Regions from separate parts of the Homo sapiens genome. Here region 1 is linked to region 2. A link is an interaction called in ENCODE POLR2A ChIA-PET data of the cell type or tissue named here. Cell type or tissue: PC-9. All regions are shown on one strand. Links, peaks and the distances in the headings refer to the core of each region. The heading gives the core; the rest is flanking DNA. Region 1 overlaps SLC9A1 (solute carrier family 9 member A1). Region 2 has its middle 14 kb from the start of WASF2.

Region 1 (10,546 bases), core at 896-8,895, 360 kb before region 2:
GATAATCAGCCTACAGGCATATAGCAGGCAGGTAGTAGAGCTGGGATTCAGACAGGTCTGTTGGACTCTGCAGTCTCTATTGGCCCCTGACTGCCCAGAAGGATGCCTTGAATCTCCACCTGCAGAGCCTTCTGGGCCCCTCTAGAGGCAGTCTCGCTCCTGGCTTCAGATGTGGGGACCCCCTTATCCTCAGCGCTAAGCACACATCCCTGTGGTTCAGTCACTAAGGGAAGCCTGGCTCTCCAGAAGCCTCAGCTCATGGAGAACTGCTGCTTAACTAGCAAGGGGACAGCAGCCAGGTCCACGACTCAAGCTCTGGGTCTGCTGGGAGCAGGGGGCAGGAGGAGGACTGCTCTGTGCCAAGGGAGGATGCCCAGTGCACACTCACCACTCCTAACTAGCCCTGGCCCACAATAAGGGAATTTCCAAGCAGAGCTGGGCCTGGGCTTGGCCCCGCCCACTGGGCCACACTGCCTCACACTTTCCCCAGCTCTTGTTGACCCAGAAAAGTCAGACCCTGCCAGTCACCCTAACCCCTCTCCTCAACCGAGGATAAGACCAGGAGTTTTGAGGGACTCAGCTCCCCCAGAAGCACCTGCATCTTCCTGCTCTAAATTCCCAGCCCTGCCCAGGCTTCCCTCCCTCCCCTCTGAAGGGAGCCACCACCTGCTGCTTGGCACGGATACCCCTCTCCGGCTACATCCTCTCCACTCTCCCCTCAACTCCTACACAATCCCCGTCCCAAACAATTTCCTGCAGTTTCCCATCTGATCAGTTTCTTAGGAAGGATAATTATCCATGGAAGGAGGAGGCGGAAAATTCCCAGAGCCAAGAACACTGGGGGAAAAGCTTCATCTAGTCCCTTCTCCATCAGCCAGGAGAGCCCTCATCCTAAACACAGGCCAGTCATGGTCATGGCTCCTCCAGAACCTCTGCAGTTCCCCCATCTTCAGGAAAGAGCCCACACTTCTCTGCATTGAATCCAAGGCCCTCTTGATCTGTTCTAACTTAGGTTTGGGCCTCGTTGCCATTCCATTGTAAGTGGTAGTGCCAGATGGAGCCCCATCTGCCCCCAGGGCCCACCTGCAACGTGCTGTGTCCCTGCGGCACTTCAGCCTGCCTTGTGTTTTAGTTGTTTACATGTCTGTCTCCCACACACAAGTGTCAGTGCCAGCGCTTCCAGGGTGGGAACCACCAACCACGCAACTGTGTCTGCTGCATGGTAGGTGCTCAGAGGCAGGCTGAAAAGAAAGTGGGACAGGCAGGAGGCCGCCTCACCTCTGCGGAGGGAACGATGTGGGAAGAAGGACCACTTATAGCATCACAGGAGAGCCTGGACTAGAGGTCGGGGAGCTGAGCTCAATGCAGCTCTGTGGCCCTTAAGCAAGTCACTTCCGCCCTGGCCTCTGCTTCCTCTGTGAGCTGAGGGGGATGGGCCGGGCTCTGTCATCATGTCAGACATTTAGAAGCCCTTACTGCTAGGTGCTCGCCTCAGCATTCTCATTTAACCTCCACACCTTTGCACATGGGGACCACAAAGTTGCAAGTGGGGGAGGGGGGTTTCAGTCCTGGTCTTTTGATTCCCTAACCCCTTATCTTCTCCTCCTGGACTTCTGCAGTCTCTAGGATCCCTCCCAGTGCTAAAGTCTGGTTCTGATTCTAGGTCTGCCCTTTCCTGACCTGACAACTCCCCAGGCCACGACCATAGGGTTCAGCAGGGAACACGCATGTCCAACCCTGGTGTTCAGCAATGCCACGCCTCCCACATGACAGGTCTGGTGACTGTTTGCCTGCAGGCGCTGAGGCTCAGCAAGGGAGGGGTGGCCAGCAGGAGTCCAGCAGAGCCTGGTGCCCACTCAGCCCCTCCCTCCCCAATGTGCCCCTGACTCCACGCCCACTCTGCTCCAGCGTCCTGCTCGCCCCTCCCTGCTAGCAGCTCTCCTAGGCTGGAGCTTCCATCCCACTGCTGGCTTGGCCAGTGGTGCCTGTCGGGAAGCTTTACTCTGTTGCCCTCATAGACCCAGCTTGAGCTGCTGGCAGGCAGGACACTGAGTGGGGCCAGCCCAGGGCCTGAGCCGACTCTATCGCACTCCCAGGCTGTCCGCACATCCCTCCCCAGGTCAGACCATGTCATGCTACTCAAGAGCCTTTGATGGTGCCACACAGCACCATGAATCCTAGCCCCAGGCCCACGGGCCTGGCATGATCTGGCCCCTGCCCTCTTCTCCATTCTCACACCATGCTTCCCCTCTTCCCCCGCACTTCAGGTTCCTCAAGCACACCCCCCTCAGGGGCCCTGGTCTTTGGAAGATGAGCTCTTCTTGTCCTTTGGGTCTCAGCTCAGACACCAGCTCCTTAGAGAACCCTTGCTGGCCATCCAGCAGCCCCACCTCTCCCTCATGTCTGCCTTCTTCAGGACACTTACCACTACCTGACACTGCTTTGTCCACATCCAATGCTCCATGCTGGCATGGGAGCCCCCTGACATCAGGAGCCTCTTCTGTCTTGTTCCTGGCTGTGTCCTCAGATCCAGAATAGTGTCTGACATGGGGGTAGAGGCAGCTGGTGGGGCGTGTGCTGCCCGTTAGACTGGACAGTCAGGGAGGCCTCTCTGAAGAGATGACGTTTGATCTAGGGCCTGAAGGAGAGCACCGGCGCGAGGCAGTCTATGGGCAGTGCTCCAGGCTGGGGATCGAGCAAATGCCACAGCTGTATGGAGGAACAGGCCTGGCAAGGCAGATGTGCGTTAGGGACACAGGAAGGCCGGTGCGACTGGAACAGGGAAAGGGTAGTGGGGCATGAAGTGGAGAAAGGGGTGGGCCACACTTTCCTTGCATTTTCTCCCAAGTTCATCAGGAAGCATTTGAAAGGTTTTCAGCAGGGGAAACACCATGCTCTGGTTTACAGGTCTCAAAGCTCCCTGCGGCTGCTCTGGGGAGAGCTGCCTGCAGGCAGACAGCAGTGGAGCCGCAAGACCATTCAGGAGGCCCGGGAATCACCCGGGTTGGAGAAGATGGAGTGAAGAGGCAAGCCTTTGACAGGTGTGGTTGTGTTTGCCACCAGTCTGAGGAGCCCTGGCCAAGTCTACACCCCTCTGGAGTTCCAGATGCTTCATCCAGCCCCGCCCACCTACTGTCTTATTTCTCACTGACTCCTCACCCAGACTTTTCCTGCAGCTGGCTGGGCTCCCCAACAGGTGCCTGCCCATACCTAGTACTCAGAGCCTGCAAAGAGCCTTAACCGGTGTCACGGCCATTGCCTGATTGGTCACCTTCCCTCCCTCTTAGAAGGGTCTGGTGAAGGTGTCTGCACAAAGATCTCTGCTCCATGTTCATTCCAGCCACATTTCTCCCCTTCCTAAAGGTCTCCTGTTCTTTGAGGCAACAGCACAGCAATCCTCGAGCACTTAATTATTCCCTGTTTCACTTTCCTAAAGTAGCTGTAAGCTAAATAAAGCTAGATACCATGACTCGCACCCTTCGGGGCCGTCACATAGTGCAGAAGGCAATGATGCACTATGCGAAGCCCTGAGCACAAAGCCAGGCACTGGCAGGGTCTCAGTAAGTGGTAGGTAGCTCTGTCCTCACTGCCTATACCAGGGCGACAGCCATCACAGGTGCTCAGTGCCCCACAGGTGCAGTTAGCTTCTCTGCCCAGCAAAACAGGTGAGTGAGGCGTGTTTGGGGGTGAGGTGGAAGGGTTGGAAACATCCCAATGAGTTTTAGAAGCAAAGGTCAATGGTTCTGCATGATCTGTGGCTCTGTGTCATTCACATCTCTGTGCCCTTCTCCAGTTCTCCCCTCTATGTGAGCTAAGCACACTCATTGTTTTTTTTTTTTTTTGAAACAGAGTTTCGCTGTCGCCCAGGCTAGAGTGCAGTGAGGCGATCTCGGCTCACAGCAACCTCCACCTCCTGGGTTCAAGCCATTCTCCTGTCTCAACCTCCCAAGTAGCTGGGATTAGAGACTTGCACCATCACACCTGGCTAATTTTTGTATTTTTAGTAGAGATGAGCTTTCACCATGTTGACCAGGCTGGTCTGGAACTCCTGACCTCAAGTGATCCGCCCATCTCAGCCTCCCAAAGTGCCGGGATTACAGGTGTGAGCCACCGCACCTGGCCAAAACACTCATTCTTAACCTTCAGGACCCAGCTCAAAGCTCTGGGAAGCCTTTCCTGACCCACCCACCTCCACTCCTCCCTCCCGCACACCCACAGCTCTGCAGGCTCCTGCTGCAGCACTTCACAGCACATCACAAGTGCCTGTTTACATGCCAGCCTCTCCCTTGAGGCTGGGATTATATTTATCCATCTTTCCATCTTCAGTACAGTATTTATCAGCACGAATCCATTTGCTGAACATGTGTCTCCCCACCTCCCAACTAAAGAACGAGCTCAGACAATTCAGCTAATGGTCTCATTTGCACCCCTAACCTCAGTACTCAGCTCACCCCAATGCCCTCCAGTCCATATACCTAAAACCATCCTCCAGTGCTTGACCCCACCCTCACCTCTTCCTTTAAGGCTCCAGGAATAGTAGCAACTCCCATTAGTGAGCACTTACAATGTGCTCAGGGCTTTACAGACATCACCCCCCTTTAGACTGGGGAAACTGAGGCTCAGACAGGGTGATGTAGCTTAAAAAGGGCACACCTTTTCCCCTTAATACTGGCATCACTCACCTAGCACTTATCATAGCTGGGACTATTTTTAAAACCATCATCTGTTCTGCAAAATTGAGTGCTTTTATAGCTACACATCAAGTTGTCATACAAAATCACCCTTTGCTCATTAAATGTTTCAGACGATCAGTCTTGCTACTCCAGCTAGGTGGGGTAACATAACATAAATGTTATGTAGGAGAAATGGCACAGGACTTGGAAGGGGAAGTCCTGGAGTCCAGCTTCAGCTCTGCCACAGTCAGGCTATATGACACCAGGCGGGTCACCTCCACAGCCCAGGCACGGCAGCTCACGCCTGTAATCCCAGCAATTTGGGAGGACAAGCTGGGGGGATCACTTGAGGTCAGGGGTTCAAAACCAGCCTGGCCAACATGACAAAACCCCATCTCTACTAAAAATACAAAAATTAGCCAGGCGTGGTGGCACAAGCCTGTAATCCCAGCTACTCGGGAGGCAGGAGAATCGCTTGAAGCAGGGAGGCAGAGGTTGCAGTGAGCCAAGATTGTGCCACTGTACTCCAGTTTGGGTGACAGAGAGAATCTCCATCTCAAAATAAAAAATTAAAAAAAATTTTTTTAAAACAGGATAAGTGACTTGCCCAAGGTCACGGTGCTACAAAGTAGTAGAGCTGAGATTTGAACCCAGGTCTGTCAAGCTGCAAAGCTTGTTTTTCTAACCACCATGCCTGTGGGCATGTTTCCAAAGGGAACTGCTCTGGGACATTCTTCTGCAATCCAGAGGTTCTGCCCCAAGTAGAAGCTTCTGGCTGTGCCCAGTGAGATTTCATTCAAGTATCTCATCTAAATCCTACATATACTTCAAGGCCTAGCTCAGTGGTCACTTGCACAGCCTACTGGGATCTTCCCAGGTACGAAATTCTCTCTCCCACCTCTAAACTCCCGTAGAATTCCATCTGCACTTCAAATCACACCCCCTTTCTACTGTCTGACTGTTTTGCATCTGTACCGCATTTCTCAAACAAGTCGTTGAGCTTGGTAAAAGAAGCAGTTCTCATGCATCTCTGCACCTTCCACCAGCCAGGCAGGCAGTGCTCAGTCAGGGAAGCGGGTGGGGTAGGGTGCCTGCTCCCCTCCCCCATCTTGCTGTAACCTGAGTCTTAGGCTTTGCCCAGTTAGGTGAGTTGGCCCCGCCTCATGCTGGCATAACGCCTACCTGGTACAGCATCCAGATTCCTGTGGGTCCTGGCCACCGGGGAGATAAGATCTTATTCCCTGGCTTGATGGCAAAGATGCTATAAAAAGCACAGCACCCAAGTTCAACATTGGCTTGTGATGGACTACACGACCTGAGGGATTCAATGGGTGAAGGCAGAAGCCTCTGGGCTGTCTCAGAGGTCCCAAGACCTGTACTTGGCTCCCCTGTAAGGACCAGTGTAAGGACCAATGGTTTCTCTGCCAAGGACAGCTCCCTAATAGATACCCCAGGAGGAAGCTGCCCTTCTTTAGGCTTAAAGGGCCCACTGGAAGAACTGAGGTTTGCCAATGCTACCAATATCCAAGCCAAAAACCACAGCCCCTCCTCTCGGTCCACTGTCCAGGTCTTACTGCCTAGGGACTCCTGAGTTAGTTAACAGAGCAGGGAAGAAGACTGACTCTGCCATTAATTCACGAGTGGCCTGGGGCCAATCCTCTCTGGGCCTCAACTGGAAAAACAGAGAACTTGATCAAAACATCTCCATTTCCCTTTGGGCCTGGGGGTTACAAGCTATGATAAGGATTTTTCCATCTCTAACATTCTAGAATTAGAATATTCTATACTTTCATTCCTAGAAGCAGAGTGAGAACAGAGAACAGGGACCTTCAGTCCAGGAAACAGCAGAGGCCAGTCAGGGCTTCCTAGCTGCATCCTCAAAGCCTGTCCACCTTCAGAGGCTTTCTCTTGCGTCTGCTGCCTCAAAGGTGGTTGCTTCCCCACTAGCAGAGCCTCAGAGGTGTGCCTGGGCCCTAGCCGCTTTAGGGAAATGGGCAGGTGGCCTGAGTCACCTACTGTGTGTGAGCTGGGCTCACCATGGCAACCCAGCAGACCCAGAGGGCATAAAGAAGCCAGTACCTTCCCTGCTGCACAGTGTAGGCGGAGCATGTTGCATCTGCTTTGATTTCCAACTTAGAAAAGTTTTTCTCTACTTTAAGGACTCATTTCCCCTTCCCTTCTCTCAGGACACAGCTTACTCACTCTGGGGTCCTTCTCCTTGCCTGGAAGGTATTCTGCAGTCCCACAGGCAAACCCCACTCATCCCAGAATTAAGTACCACCTCCTCCAAGGATTCATCCCAGACCAGTTAGTCCTCTACCCTTCTTCAAGTTCCCACCACACAAAAGGCAGAAGCTCTTAACCTTCAGAATCTGTGGCTTACACACTGACAATCAACTGTGTAAAAAAAAAAAAAAAAAAAAAAAATCTGAGTCTATCATGGGCCTTCTCCCTTGATAAAATCACATATATACAACTGTCTGCAGACTATTTTGGGAGCTCCACAAACTTTATCATGGACTCAGAAACAATCTTAGAAACCTAGATCCTAGAACAACAGATCATCCAGTCCATCCTCTCACCTACACCAGAATCCCTTAGCAACCCCTCCTGAATGATGTTCCTCTTCTACCCCTGGCCCACCTCTCAAGGCCGCCTCCTTCAAGAAGCTTCCCTCATCTCTCCTCTCCTCTGATTCCCCCAAGCATCCAGCCTGAACCACACAATTTCCCACCTGTGCTTTCTCCCTTGTATGTTGTCTCACTTCCCCAGCAAGAAAGCTGACTCCCTGTGGGCTCATTTCTTCAACCTTGTAACCCTCAGCTGGACTTAGAGATGACCGTGATCTGTACTTGTACAAAGCCCTGTGCTTTGAAGCCAGGGCTCAATGACAGCACTGGCCCACTCCCAAAGGATAGAGCTGTGGAATTCCCCATCTGAGGGCCTCACAGTCTGCTTAGGCCTCAACGGAACAGAGGCTTCCCTGGAATGACCGCCTTTCCCACAGGACAGCCCCAGAGAGCCCTTCAAGATGAAATCGACAGATAGGGAAACTAAGGCCCAGGAAGGCAAACATAGCTTAGCAAAGGTCAATATGCAGGAAAGAGGCGAGCTAGGACTAAGACCCAGGTCCCCAGTTACCAGCCTAGAGCTCGTTTCCTTTATGCAATGGCTTTATGAAAACTAAATTTGCCTTGCATGCACACACACTCACATACTCAATATATACATGGAGAATTTCTAAAAAAGATGGACAAGACAGTTAACAGTGGTAACCTCTGGAATGTATGACAGTGGGGGTGGTCAGAGAAGTAATGAGGGGGACTTTTCCCTTTCACCTCAATACCCTCTGTACTGTTGGGTTTTATTTTTGTTGTTTTGTTTTTACCATTGACATGTTTTATTTATTCATATTATAAAAATAAATCTGCCATAGAAAGGAGATTCTGGCCCAGCCCACCCATTCCCAACACACATTAAAGCAAAGAGAAGCCATAAGTAAATCTGTCCAGGTACAACTATAAATTAACAAGATTGCCTTCTTGTATGGTTTAAAGCCACTGGTCTCATTAATTCACAGTCACAGTGCAGTTTACGGCTTGAGGAATCTTCCCAGGAAAAGCTTAATTCAATTAGGGCTCTCGGCAGCTCCCCAAGGAAGCTCTGGTATCTTACTTTTACTTACACAAATTGAGGGCAGACCAAACAGATCCAGATCTTCCCAGAGAGACCCCACCCGGCCCAGAGAAGATGCCCTTGCAGACCCTCCATTAGAGCCAAGCCGAGGGAGGTGGCCAAGGCAGCACCACTTAAACACTGGCTGGCGCCTAAGGCATCATTCTGTGAGTGTCGCTCCCAGCGAGCTCAGTTAAACTCCTTGGCTTGGCAGTCTGGTGCCAAGGAGCCTCTGCAACCTTTGCTCTCCCTCCTCTCTGAGCAGTCAAACTGGTTTCTTGTCTGCCCCAGGGCTTTGCAGGGATCCTATCTTTACACTGAAGTCAATCACATATTCATTCATGTATTCCTTCCCCAAATATTTATGGAGCCTTTACTCTGTGCCAGGCACAGATAAGAAAGTGAACAGGCCAGGCGTGGTGGCTCACGCCTTTAATCTCCGCACTTTGGGAGGCCAAGGTGGGTGGATCACCTGAGGTCAGGAGTTCTAGACCAGACTGGCCAGCATAGCAAAACCCCGTCTCTACTAAAAACACAAAAAATTAGCTGGGCGTGGTGATGTAAGCCTGTAATCCCAGCTACTCTGGAGGCTGAGGCAGGAGAATTGCTTGAACCTGCAGCTACTCTGGAGGCTGAGGCAGAATTGCTTGAACCTGGGAGGCAGAAGTTGCAGTGAGCTGAGATCTCGCCACTGCACTCTGGCACTCCAACCCAGGCGAAGAGCAAGACTCCATCTCAAAAAAAAAGGAAAAAGGAAAAAAAAAAAAAAAAAGAAAGTGAACAAACAAAGTCCCTGTCCTCAAGAGGCTTACATTCTTATGGAAATTGGTACTAAGTATAGCCTGCTTATCTAATTCCTTTCCATCCTTCAAGACTCAGACTAATGTTCCACCTCCTTTGAGAGGCTTTCTCTAAACACCCCAGTCCTCAGGGACTGCTTGCTCCCTCTGTACTTTGCCTCTGCCAGGAGTCCGCCCAGCCCTGGCAGGCTGGAAGCTCCTAAAGAGCAGGGCCTGGGTTTACTCTTCTTTTGTTCCTTGATGGCCATATGCTAAATGCCTGCTAGCTGATTTCAGCTGACCTGCCTCTTCCACCCAGGATCTTAGCGAGCTGCTCTTGGTCCTGGCTGGCTGATGCAAAGACACAGCCTCTTCCAGCTTCACTTGGCATACAGCAAATGCTATGCAAGTGTTAGCTATTTATTGGTTTAGTGAACTTGTGGGCTCTAACACACAGCTGTGATATCACTCCTCCGCCTTCTGTGGCCTGGTCTCAAACAGGCTCAGCACTGTGGCAAGGCCAGTCTGGGCTTAGGGGTAAGTGCTTCCCAAGGGACAGGGAAGGGGGCCTGGGAAGGAACAGAGCTTTTCATCCTGAATCTCAGTTAGAACTGCTTAAGGACATATCTTTTCAGGAAAGAATTTGCTGGGGTAATTTGGGGGGAACTCTGGATTCTTGGCAAGTAGTATAAAAACTCAGGGCTCAGGTCTGGCCTAATAGACCCCAAAATCGGCTCTGTATATTAGATGAGCTTTAGGGGGAAGAAAATGAAGTCAGCATGATCCCAGGGAAGGCGGGCAGCCCACTGATCCAGGCCCAACCCAAAACTTAGTTCAGTTAAAATTAGATTAGCCCATAAGATTAAAATACCAACATATAATCACGGGCTGCTTTAAAGTATCAGTTGATGTTTATCGGCATCTAAAGAGACAGTTTGGCCCAGTGCAGTGTGTGCAGACAACCTTGGGGAGACATGCCTGACTCAGACATTTGCAGGGGGAGCGAGTGCTGCAAAATGAGGCCCACACAGGCGATGGATGACTCAGGAATAACCCAGGTCCTGGGTGTGCTGAGCGAGCCTTCTCTCCCTGCCTCAGGAGGAAAGGGGGCAGGTGGGAGAGGCGGTGAGGAGGAAAGGAGGCTGTGTATGGGCTGGCATTCCCAGAGACAGCCTCAGGCCCCCAGCTCTAGTTCCCCGTCACTCCTGTATTTTTCTGCATGCTGCCACCTCTGAGAAAGGTTATTTGCTTCACAGTGGGACTTGGAGTGGGTCAGCTTTTTCCCCAAACCCAAGAAGTGATCCACAGAAAGCAGCCAAGGCTCAAAATACTAAAGTCTTTAAATCTCCCCCAATTCAAAATGATTATGGGAAAAATTGAATTTCTAAACTGAAAAGGCCCTTGGAATCAGGGCATGAG
Region 2 (10,546 bases), core at 1,768-9,767:
TTAACTGGGAGATTGGGACAGGCTTACAGAGGAAGGGCCATTTGGAAGGGGTTTTGAAGGGTGAGTAGGAGTTCCTCAGGCAGAATTAGGAAGTAGGAACAGAATATGATCTACCCTGCAAAGTGGACTGAATAAAAAAAGCCTGAGGAATAAAAACCCTAGAAGAAAACCTAGGCAACACCATTCAGGACATAGGCATGGGCAAAAACACCAAAAGCAATTGCAACAAAAGCCAAAATTGACAAGTGGGATCTAATTAAACTAAAGAGCTTCTGCACAGCAGAAGAAACTATTATCGGCCGGGCACAGCGGCTCACGCCTGTAATCTCAGCACTTTGGGAGGCTGAGACGGGCAGATCACGAGGTCAGGAGATTGAGACCATCCTGGCTAACACAGTGAAACCCCATCTCTACTAAAAATACAAAAAAATTAGCTGGGCGTGGTGGCGGGTGCCTGTAGTCCCAACTACTCGGGAGGCTGAGGCAGGAGAATGGCGTGAACCCGGGAGGCGGAGCTTGCAGTGAGCCGAGATCACACCACTGCACACACCAGGCTGGGAGACAGAGGGAGACTCCGTCTTAAAAAAAAAAAAAAAAAAAAAAAAAAGAGAGAGAGAAAAAAGAAACTATCATCAGAATGAACAGGCAACCTACAGAATGGGAGAAAATTTTTTCAGTCTACTGATCTGACAAAGGTCTAATATCCGGAATCTACAAGGAACTTAAACATATTTATAAGAAAAAAACAACCCCATCAAAAAGTGAGTTAAGGATATGAACACTTCTCAAAAGAAGATATTTACATGGCCAACAAACGCAGGAAAAAAAGCTCAACATCACTGGCCATCAGAGAAATGCAAATCAAAACCACAAAGAGATACCATCTCACGCCAGTCAGAATGGCAGTTATTTTTATTTATTTATTTATTTTTGAGACGGAGTCTTGCTGTGTCACCAGGTTGGAGTGCAGTGGCGTGATCTCAGCTCACTGCAACCTCCGTCTCCCAGGTTCAAGAGATTCTTCTGCCTCAGGCTCCCCAGTAACTGGGACTACAGGCGGGTGCCACCACACCCAGCTAACTTTTTTTTTTTTTTTTTTTGACAGAGTCTCGCTCTGTCACTCAGGCTGGAGTGCAGTGGTGCGATCTCGGCTCATTGCAAGCTCCGCCTCCCAGGTTCACGCCATTCTTCTGCCTCAGCCTCCCGAGTAGCTGGGACTACAAGCGCCTGCCACCACACCTGGCTAATTTTTTTTTTTTTTTTTGTATTTTTAGTAGAGACTGGGTTTCACTGTGTTAGCCAGGATGGTCTCGATCTCCTGACCTCATGATCCACCCATCTTGGCCTCCCACAGTGTTGGGATTACAAGCATGAGCCACTGCGCCTGGCCAGAATGGCAGTTATTAAAAAGTCAGGAAACAATAGATGCTGGTGAGGCTGTGGTGAAATAGGAACGCTTTTACATTGTTGGTGAGAATGTTAATTAGTTCAACCATTGTGGAAGATATTGTGGCAATTCCTCAAGGGTCTAGAACCAGCAATACCATTTGACCCAGCAATCCCATTACTGGGTATATACCCAAAGGAATATAAATCATTCTACTGGCCGGGCGCGGTGGCTCACGCCTGTAATCCCAGCACTGTGGCAGGCCGAGGTAGGCGGATCACGAGGTCAGGAGATCGAGACCATCCTGGCTAACGCAGTGAAACCCTGTCTCTACTAAAAATACAAAAAATTGGCTGGGCATGGTAGCGGGCGCCTGTAGTCCCAGCTATTCCGGAGGCTGAGGCAGGAGAATGGCGTGAACCCAGGAGGTGGAGCTTGCAGTGAGCCGAGATCGTGCCACTACACTTCAGCCTGGGTGACAGAGCAAGACTCCGTCTCAAAAAATAAAATAAAATAAAATAAATCATCCTACTATAAAGACACATGCACATGTATGTTTATTGCAGCACTATTTACAATAGCAAAGACATGGAACCAACTCAAATGCCCATCAATGATAGACTGGATAAAGAAAATGTGGTACATATACACCATGGAATACTATGCAGCCATAAAAAGGAATGAGATCATGTCCTTTGCAGGGACATGGATGAAGCTGGAAGCCATCATCCTCAGCAAATTAACACAAGAACAGAAAACCAAACACCGCATGTTCTCACTCATAAGTGGGAGTTGAACATTGAGAACACATGGACACAGAGAGGGGAATAGCACACACCAGGGCCTGTTTGAGGTTTGGAGGGTGAGGGGAGGGAACTTAGAGGATGGATCAGTAGGTGCAGCAAACCACCGTGGCACACGAATGCCTATGTAACAAACCTGCACGTTCTGCACATGTATCCCATTTTTTTTAGAAGAAATAAAAAAAAAAAAGAAACGACTGGAGAGTAACATGTCTTGGGTCAGTTTTATGTTAGGTTCCATACTAGGCACTGCAGGTATAGAAGTAGAAAAATATGGCTGGGCGCGGTGGCTTAAGCCTGTAATCCGAGCACTTTGGGAGGCCGAGGCGGGTGGATCACCTGAGGTCAGGAGTTCAAGACCAGCCTGACAAACATGGAGAAACCCCGTTCTCTACTAAAAGTACAAAATTAGCCGGGCATGGTGGCACATGTCTGTAATCCCAGCTAGTCGGGAGGCTGAGGCAGGAGAATCGCTTGAACCCACGTGGCAGAGGTTGTGGTGAGCCGAGATCACGCCATCGCACTCTAGCCTGGGCAACAAGAGCAAACTCCACCTCAAAAAAAAAAAAAAAAAAGAAGTAGAAAAATATTGACCGAGTGCAGTGGCTCATGCCTGTAATCCCAAATCTCAGCACTTTGGGAGGCCAAGGCATGTGGATCTCCTGAGGTTGGGAGTTCGAGACCAGCCTGACCAACATGGAGAAACCCCATCTCTACGAAAAATACAAAATTAGCTGGGCATGGTGGCGCATGCCTATAATCCCAGCTACTCAGGAGGCTGAGGCAGGAGAATCACTTGAACCCGGGAGGTGGAGGTTGGGGTGAGCCGAGATCGCACCACTGCACTCCAGCCTGGGCAACAAGAGCAAAACTCCGTCTCAAAAAAAAAAAAAAGAAAAAGAAAAATATTAGGCCCTCAGGGAGCTTACAGACTTGGGGCAAGGAAATGAAAAGGAATAAGCAAAACAAAAATATGGATATAAAAAATCCATAGGGGGTTAGGTGTGGCAGCTCATGCCTGTAATCCCAGCACATAGTGAGAATCCCATCTCTACAAAAAAAAAAAAGAAGAAGGGCTTCGGGAGCACCAGGAAGAGACCTAAACCGGTCTGGAGGAGTCAGTAGAGGAGTAGTTGACATCTAGGCTGAGACTTAAAGACCAGAGCCAGATCGTGTCACCTAGTGCCATACCAACCTAGGTATAAATTCAACATAAAAACAAAACTCACCAGAAAATAAGACCAAGAAGCTCCAATAAAGTTCTGAATTTTCCCATGAGCACTATTTCAGTGATTTTTTGTTTGCTTGTTTTATTGAGATGAAGTCTCACTCTGTTGCCCAGGCCGGAGTGAGTGCAGTGGCTGGATCTCGGCTCACTGCAACCCCCACCTCCTAGGTTCAAGCAATTCTCTTGCCTCAGCCACTGGAGTAGCTGGGATTATAGGCACCCACGACCATGCCCGGCTAATTTTTGTATTTTTAGTAGAGACAGGGTGTCACCATGTTTGCCAGGCTGGTCTCGAACTCCTAACCTCAGGTGATCCGCCCGCCTCCCAAAGTGCTGTGATTATAGGCATGAGCCACCGCACCCAGCCTATTTCAGTGATTTTTAAAAATTATTGAATGTCAAACCATTTGAAAAAAAAGTCTTGAGTATCCCTGCTTTGCTGGGCTCTGAACACTTGTGTGTTCTGCTCCTTGAATCTGACAAGGGAACAGGTTTGAGACAGCCGGGAGAGGCAGGCAGGTGGTTGGAATTTCATGTGCAAAGGCCCAGAGGCAAGAGAAAAAATGATGGCTCACTGGGGGAAAAGGACATCCTTTGATGAGGGCTGGTGAGTGGGGAGAGGTGGAGACAGAGGATTGGACTGGATTCTGGGGGTGCTGGGGAGGCATGGAAGAGTTCTAACAGAGATATGTCACAATCAAATGTCCCTTTTGCAGGATCACTCTGAATTTTTTTTTTTTTTTTTGAGATGGAGCCTGGCTCTGTTGTCCAGGCTGGAATGCAGTGGCGCGATCTCGGCTCACTGCAGTCTCCGCCTCCCGGGTTCAAGCAATTCTCCTGCCTCAGCCTTCCAAGTAGCTGGGACTACAGGTGCGCACCACCACGCCTGGCTAATTTTTGTATTTTTAGTAGAGACGCGGTTTCACCATGTTGGCCAGGATGATCTCGATCTCTTGACCTCGTGATCTGCCTGCCTCGGCCTCTCAGAGTGCTGGGATTACAGGCGTGAGCCACCGCGCCCAGCTCACTCTGAATATTTTGAGCGACCTATTTATGATTTGAATTTATTCATTCGAGAAGCACCCCAACATACCTCCTATATGTCAGGCATGGACCCAGGAACTGTGACTACAACAGATAATTAGGGGTTGGTTCCTCAGACAGGACAAAGGGCAGGACACTGAGTGCCACCTCTACAGAGGGGTCTGACTGGATAAAGACAAAGTGTGAAAGTGTATGACTTTCACAAAACAAGAAAGCCAAGCCCCGTGTGGGGTGACAGGGTGCAGGGATGGGAGATGGCACTCAGGGAGCTAGCACTGGACAGGCCAGTGATTCCGAAGACAGAGGATAAAGGAACGAAAGCAGGAAGAGAGGGAATGAGTTATGGGTGAAATATTCGGATCCTGTAGCCTCCATAGAAGGTGGCCAAGTGGGCAGGGGGCAAAGTCCCAGCCAAGCCCCTCAGCACCCCCATGTGTTCCCAGCCCTGCTGAGCCCTGCAGCTCGTCTCCTCCTGGCTCCAAAAGTCAGACCAAACCCCGGAGAACAGAGGCGGGTGAGGAGGGGGCGGTGGGGTACAAGCCCAGGCCTCTCACCCCAGCAAAGCCTGCCTTCCCAGTGCCTGGGGCCAACCCAGCTGAGAAGCCAGAGGTTACAGGGAAAGGATTAAGGAGTTGCTTGCTTTTTTACCCAAACTCTGCTGTATTTCTCTGTCTTTCTTCAATCTCTCTCTCTCTCTCTTTTTTTTTAAAGAAAAATATTCCTGTACACGCACCCAGAGGCTTTTGCAGGAGGCGGCTGTTGGAGAACTGGGAAAACAAGCCAAGAAACAAGAGAGAGGAAAAAGACCACGCCTCGCCTGGCAGATTCCTAATGGCCCAGGAGACCTGAGGCTTTACAGTGGGAGGCCGGTGGGGGCTGGCTCGGGTGGGAGGGAAGGGCAGGCCGAAGGACAGCCACTTGCTGGCTGGTGACCTTGGGCGGGATACTGCCTGCTTCCCTCTGGTGAGAATGGGGAGGAGGGAGGCAGGGGCAGGCCTGGCCGGCTGAGGTCACAGGAAGGCCCCTTCCAGCCTGAAACGCGATCTCGGGATGTGGGGCCTGCCAACCTGCAGCGACCCTGGGCCAGCAGAGATGAAAGGCTGCCTGTCCCCAGCTTCCGGACCCCCAAGGCCCCACTGCCTCAAAGTTGGAGAGCAGCAGAGCTGTGTTGCCACTGGCTGGGGCCAGCTGCTGGGCTCCCCACCCCACCTTATGTCATCCAACCCTCCCTTCCCTGTTTTGCAGAGGACACTCAGGCCCAGAGAGGGTGGTGACCTGCCTGAGGTCACACAGCAAGCGGGAGTCTGAGCCAAGGCTCACCACAGTCTTTGGACTCCAAGTCCAGGCCTCCTGCCTTTCCCAGAAACTTGGCTGCCTGGGGGCTTACCCTGGGGAGTTGGAGAGAACTAGGGCTGGGGAGGACACTTAGGAGCTGTGTCTGTTTGAAGTCACAACTTAATGTTGACTAAAGTGCTTTTTTTTTAAAAGACAAAAAGAAAATTCCCAGCCCCTGCCATAAGCCTGGACTTGCTCACTGGCAGGGGAAGGAATGCAGCTCTGGCCACCACAGCTGCTGGTGGCCAGCTGCAGCCTCAGCTTCTGCTGCTCCCGCCCCAGCCGGCAAAGGGACAAAGGCCTCTTCTCAGGCCTGTCCTCTCCAGCCCCCTGGATCAGCTGGCAGAACATTGACGGAGCCTCCTCTGTCACAGACCTGCTAAGTCATTGTTCCTCTCTGGGCCTTAGTGCCGTTTCTGTAAAATGGGGGCATAGTATCTGCCTGACCTACTTCTCAGCACTGTTTTGAGGCTCCAAGTAAAGTTCTGGAAATACAAAGCTCTCAGCGCCTCCTTCCACCTGCGGGTCTGCCTTCTCACTGTGCCCTTTGCCTCGACCACCCCTCCCTCCCTCATGCTTTCCCTGGCCAGCCCCAACTCACTCAGCTCAGCTCAGTGGGACCATCACCTGCTCTAAAACCTGCCCTCAACTTCTGAAGGAGGCACCTTCAGAAGAAAAAAGACGGCAGTGCTGTATTTATCATGGTTGTACATAATTAAATAATTGGCCAGTGTGGTGCCTCAGGCCTGTAATCCCAACACTTTGGGAGGCTGAGGTGGGAGGATTACTTGAAGCCAGGTGTTCAAGACCAGCCTGGGCAACATGGCAAAACCCTGTCTCTACAAAAAATAAATTAGCTGGGCATGGTGGCATGTGCCTGTAGTCCCTGCTACTCGGGAGGCTGAGGTGGTAGGATGGATTGAGCCTGGGAGGTTGAGGAGTGACCTGCAGTGAGCTGTAACTGTGCCACTGAACTCCAGCCTGGGTGACGGAGTGAGGCCCTGTCTCAAACATAAAAATAAAAATAAATTAAATAGGTCAGGGGTGGCGGTGGCTCACACCTGTAATCCCAGCACTTTGGGAGGCTGAGGCAGACAGATCACCTGAGGCCAGGAGTTTGAGACCAGCCTGGCCAAAATGGTGAAACCCCGTCTCTACTAAAAGTACAAAAATTAGCCAGGCATGGTGGCACACGCCTGTAGTCTCAGCTACTCAGGAGGCTGAGGCAGGAGAGTCGCTTGAATCCAGGAGACGGAGTTTGCAGTGAGCCAAGATCGCGCCACTGCACTCTAGCCTGGGCAACAGAGCAAGACTCCGTCTCAATAATAATAATAATGAATTAAATAATTAATTGTGCAATTGGATCCTCGTTAAAATGTAAACTCTAATAATAGCTAATGTCAAATGCTGACCCGGGGCCCAGGACTTTACATTTAACCCATTTAATCTGCATGGTAGGTACTGTTGGTATCGCCATCTTACAGATGAAGAAACAGACAATGAGAGGTTCACTCACTCACCTGAAGTCACAGCAAGTTGGAGGCTGAGCCAGGACTCACCACAAATAAGTTGCAAATCAGGATTCAAATGCAGACCGCCGGCTATAACCATTACATCACTAATGACACGGGTTTAGTTTGTGCCCTGATGTATCCCCGGTTCCCGGCACAGCATCTGGCATACAGCAGGTGCTCCATATATGTTAGATAAATACATACACAAATAGGTGATGAATATAAATGAGTATTTGGAGGAGAATAAAGCACCCATCAGGAGTGAATTTTGCAGGTGCCACATGTGGGGCTGAGTCATGGTAGGCGGCTAGCGGGTGCCCAGTATGTTGTTAAAAACTAATTACTGGAGCTGGACGCAGTGCCTTATGCCTCTCATCCCAGCATTTTGGGAGGCCAAGGCAGGAGGATTGCTTGAGCCCAGGAGTTTAATACCAGTCTGGGCAACATAGACCCCATCTCTCATGTTGACCAGGCTGATCTTGAACTCCTGATCTTAAATGATCTGCCTGCCTTGGCCTCTCAAAGTGCTGGGATTATAAGTGTGAGCCACTGCACCCGGCTTTTTTTTTTTTTTTTTTTTTTTTTGAGACAGGGTCTCACTCTCTTGCACAGACTAGAGTACAGTGGCACAATCAGGGTTCATTGTAGCCTCAACCTCCCAGGCTCCCACCTCAGTCTCCTGAGTAGCTGGAACTACAGGTGTGTGCTACCACGCCTGGCCTGCGAGACCCCATCTCTACAAAAAATTTAAAAAATTGGCCGAACGCAGTGGCTCACGCCTGTAATCCTAGCATTTTGGGAGGCCAAGGCAGGTGGATCATGAGGTCAGGGGTTTGAGCCTGACCTACATGGTGAAACCCCGTCTCTACTAAAAATACAAAAATTAGCTGGGCATGGTGGCACGTGCCTGTAATCCCAGCTACTCAGGTGGCTGAGGCAGGAGAATTGCTTGAACCCAGGAGGCCGAGATCGCGCCATTGCACTCTAGCCTGGGTGACAGAGCAAGACTCCATCTCAAAAAAAAATAAAAATAAAAATAAAAAAAAGTAGCCAAGGCTGGGCATGGTGGCTTATGCCTGTAATCTGAGCACTTTGGGAGGCCAAGGTGGGTGGATCGCTCGAGCCCAGGAGTTCCAGAACAGCCTGGGCAACATGGCAAGACCCCATCTCTACAAAAATTTCAAAAAATGAGCGAGCATGGTGGAGCACACCTGTAGTCTCAGCTACTCAGGAGGCTGATGTGGGAGAATCACCTGAGCCTGGGGAGAAGTCGAGCCTGCAGTGAGCCCTGATCGCGCCACTGCACTCCAGCCTGGGAGACAGAGTGAAACCCTATCTCAAAAAACAAAAAACAAAACGAAATACAAAACCTAATAATTGGGGTTCCTTTTGGAGCACACAGGCAAAATCCTGGGACATCAGCTTGGACTCCTCCCTCCACTTGTCCACTGGAACCAATCAGTCCCCAGGTTCCGCTCGGTATCTCCCAGATGCCTACCTTCCTCTTCATCCCTCAACCCCCATCTTTCTCTTGGATTTTTACAGCCACTCCCACACAGGTTTCTCTGCCTCTAATTTCTTCTCTTCAAAGAGGGCCTCTGAAAACAGAAAGCTAATCGTAAGCATCATCTTTCTTTACCCCACACCCCCATTAGTGAACCTCCCATACCGCCCCCCACTGCCATTGCTCTCTGGATAAAGCCCACACTCCTCAACCAAGGCTCCCCCAACCCAACCCCTGCCTCACCTCATGGTGAGGCCCTCCAGCCCTCACCTCATGGCCCTCTGCTCAAGTTGCCACATGTCCTTTGCTCAGGCTACTCTAGGTGGCAGAAGTTCAACTCATGGAAGCAGACAGCACTGAGTTGAAATCCCAGTTTTGCCGCTTACTAGCTGTGTGTCTCAAAGCCTCAGCTGCCACATCTGGAGAATGGCCATAATTACACAATTTCACAAAGTCATCGTGACAATTAAATGAATACATAAGGTGCTGAGCAAACTACCTCACACTCCTGGTAGTCACTATAATTCTTATACTTTCCTCTGCCAAAAGGAGCACTTCTTTTTTTTTTTTTTTTTTAATTTTTGAGACAGAGTTTTGCTCTGTCACCAGGCTGGAGTGCAGTGGCATGATCTCAGCTCGTTGCAACCTCCGCCTCCCAGGTTCAAGTGATTCCCCTGCCTCAGCCTCCCGAGTAGCTGGGACTACAAGGCACCCACCACCATGCCCTGCTAATTTTTTTTTCTTGTATTTTAGTAGAGACGGGGTTTCACCATGTTGGCCAGGATGGTCTCGATCTTCTGACCTCGTGATCCGCCCGCCTTGGCCTCCCAAAGTGCTGGGATTACAGGCATGAGCCATCGCGCCTGGCTCCTTTTTGTTTCCTTTAGAGACGGTCTCGCTATGTTGGCCAGGTTGCTCTTGAACTCCTGGCCTCAAGCAGTCCTCCCACCTCAGCCTCCCAAAGTGCTAGGGTTAAAGGCATGAGCCACCATGCCTGGCCTCAAAGACCTTTTCTTACTGGCAGTCTTACTGATTTGTTATGGCCCAGCTCAGATGTCACTGCTCAGAGGAAATTTTCCTTGATATCCACTCACCATTCCCCAAGTGAAATCAGTCTCACTTTGTATACTCAATTGCACTTTGCACCACTATAAAGCACGTGTAATACTGTTGGCTGTGTGCACCATCTTTCCCCCACTGCCCCAAGAGTTCCCAGAGAGTGGGAACAACACCCTTCTTAACTCTAGCACAGGGCCTGGCATGCAGCAGGTACTCAATGTTGGTTGAATTGAATGGAGTCACCACCGTCAGTCTTTCCTGAGCGCCTTGCAGGGAAGAGGCCTGACTGATGAGACAGCTGAACTCTGTGGGTACTTGGTTGCCTGAGGCCCCCCACTCCAGCTCTGTTTTGGGGTATATTGGGATGTATGTGGGAGTGCGAGTAGGTGGAGGAAACTCCTGACCTCTGAGCTCTTTCTTTCCTGTGGGACTTGTCAGCCCTCCAAGAGAGGGAGAGAGGGAAGAGGAGATGAGGAGGTCCAGGTGCTGAGCAGGGGTGGGGTGGGGCTATAGCAGGAGCTGAGGCGTGGGTGGGAGCTGGCAAACTCCAGCTCCTCTAAGACCAGGGCTGGGCCTGGCAGGACGGGGCCTAACAGCCCGAGTCCCCACCTGCAATGCCCCACCTCATCCTGGCACCTGGATTAAGTGACTTTTCAAGTTGTAAAAAAACTA

What was found. ChIA-PET counts read pairs that join two places held together with the same protein. Peaks named below come from ENCODE experiments on the same cell type or tissue, not always from the same donor. Only the 100,000 strongest peaks of a DNase experiment are listed, where the experiment ranks them.
Region 1: POLR2A ChIA-PET joins it to region 2 with 7 read pairs; 3 of 35 experiments call an interaction of 5 or more read pairs at or near these places.

The regions. Positions count from the first base shown.
Region 1 is chr1:27,135,971-27,146,516 of GRCh38, forward strand. The region is part of intron 1 of SLC9A1 (solute carrier family 9 member A1); the gene reads right to left. Among named protein-coding and RNA genes, the nearest start is that of SLC9A1, 14 kb to the right of the region's middle. RefSeq lists an enhancer at 1,540-2,351 and a silencer at 6,723-6,782. In PC-9, for the core only: no CTCF peak of the experiment used is centred there; DNase peaks (open chromatin) are centred at 5,841, 6,681 and 8,611; H3K4me3 peaks cover 858 bases; H3K27ac peaks cover 2,878 bases.
Region 2 is chr1:27,499,282-27,509,827 of GRCh38, forward strand. No RefSeq gene overlaps it. Among named protein-coding and RNA genes, the nearest start is that of WASF2, 14 kb to the left of the region's middle. RefSeq lists enhancers at 4,355-4,942, 4,943-5,528, 5,529-6,115. In PC-9, for the core only: no CTCF peak of the experiment used is centred there; no DNase peak of the experiment used is centred there.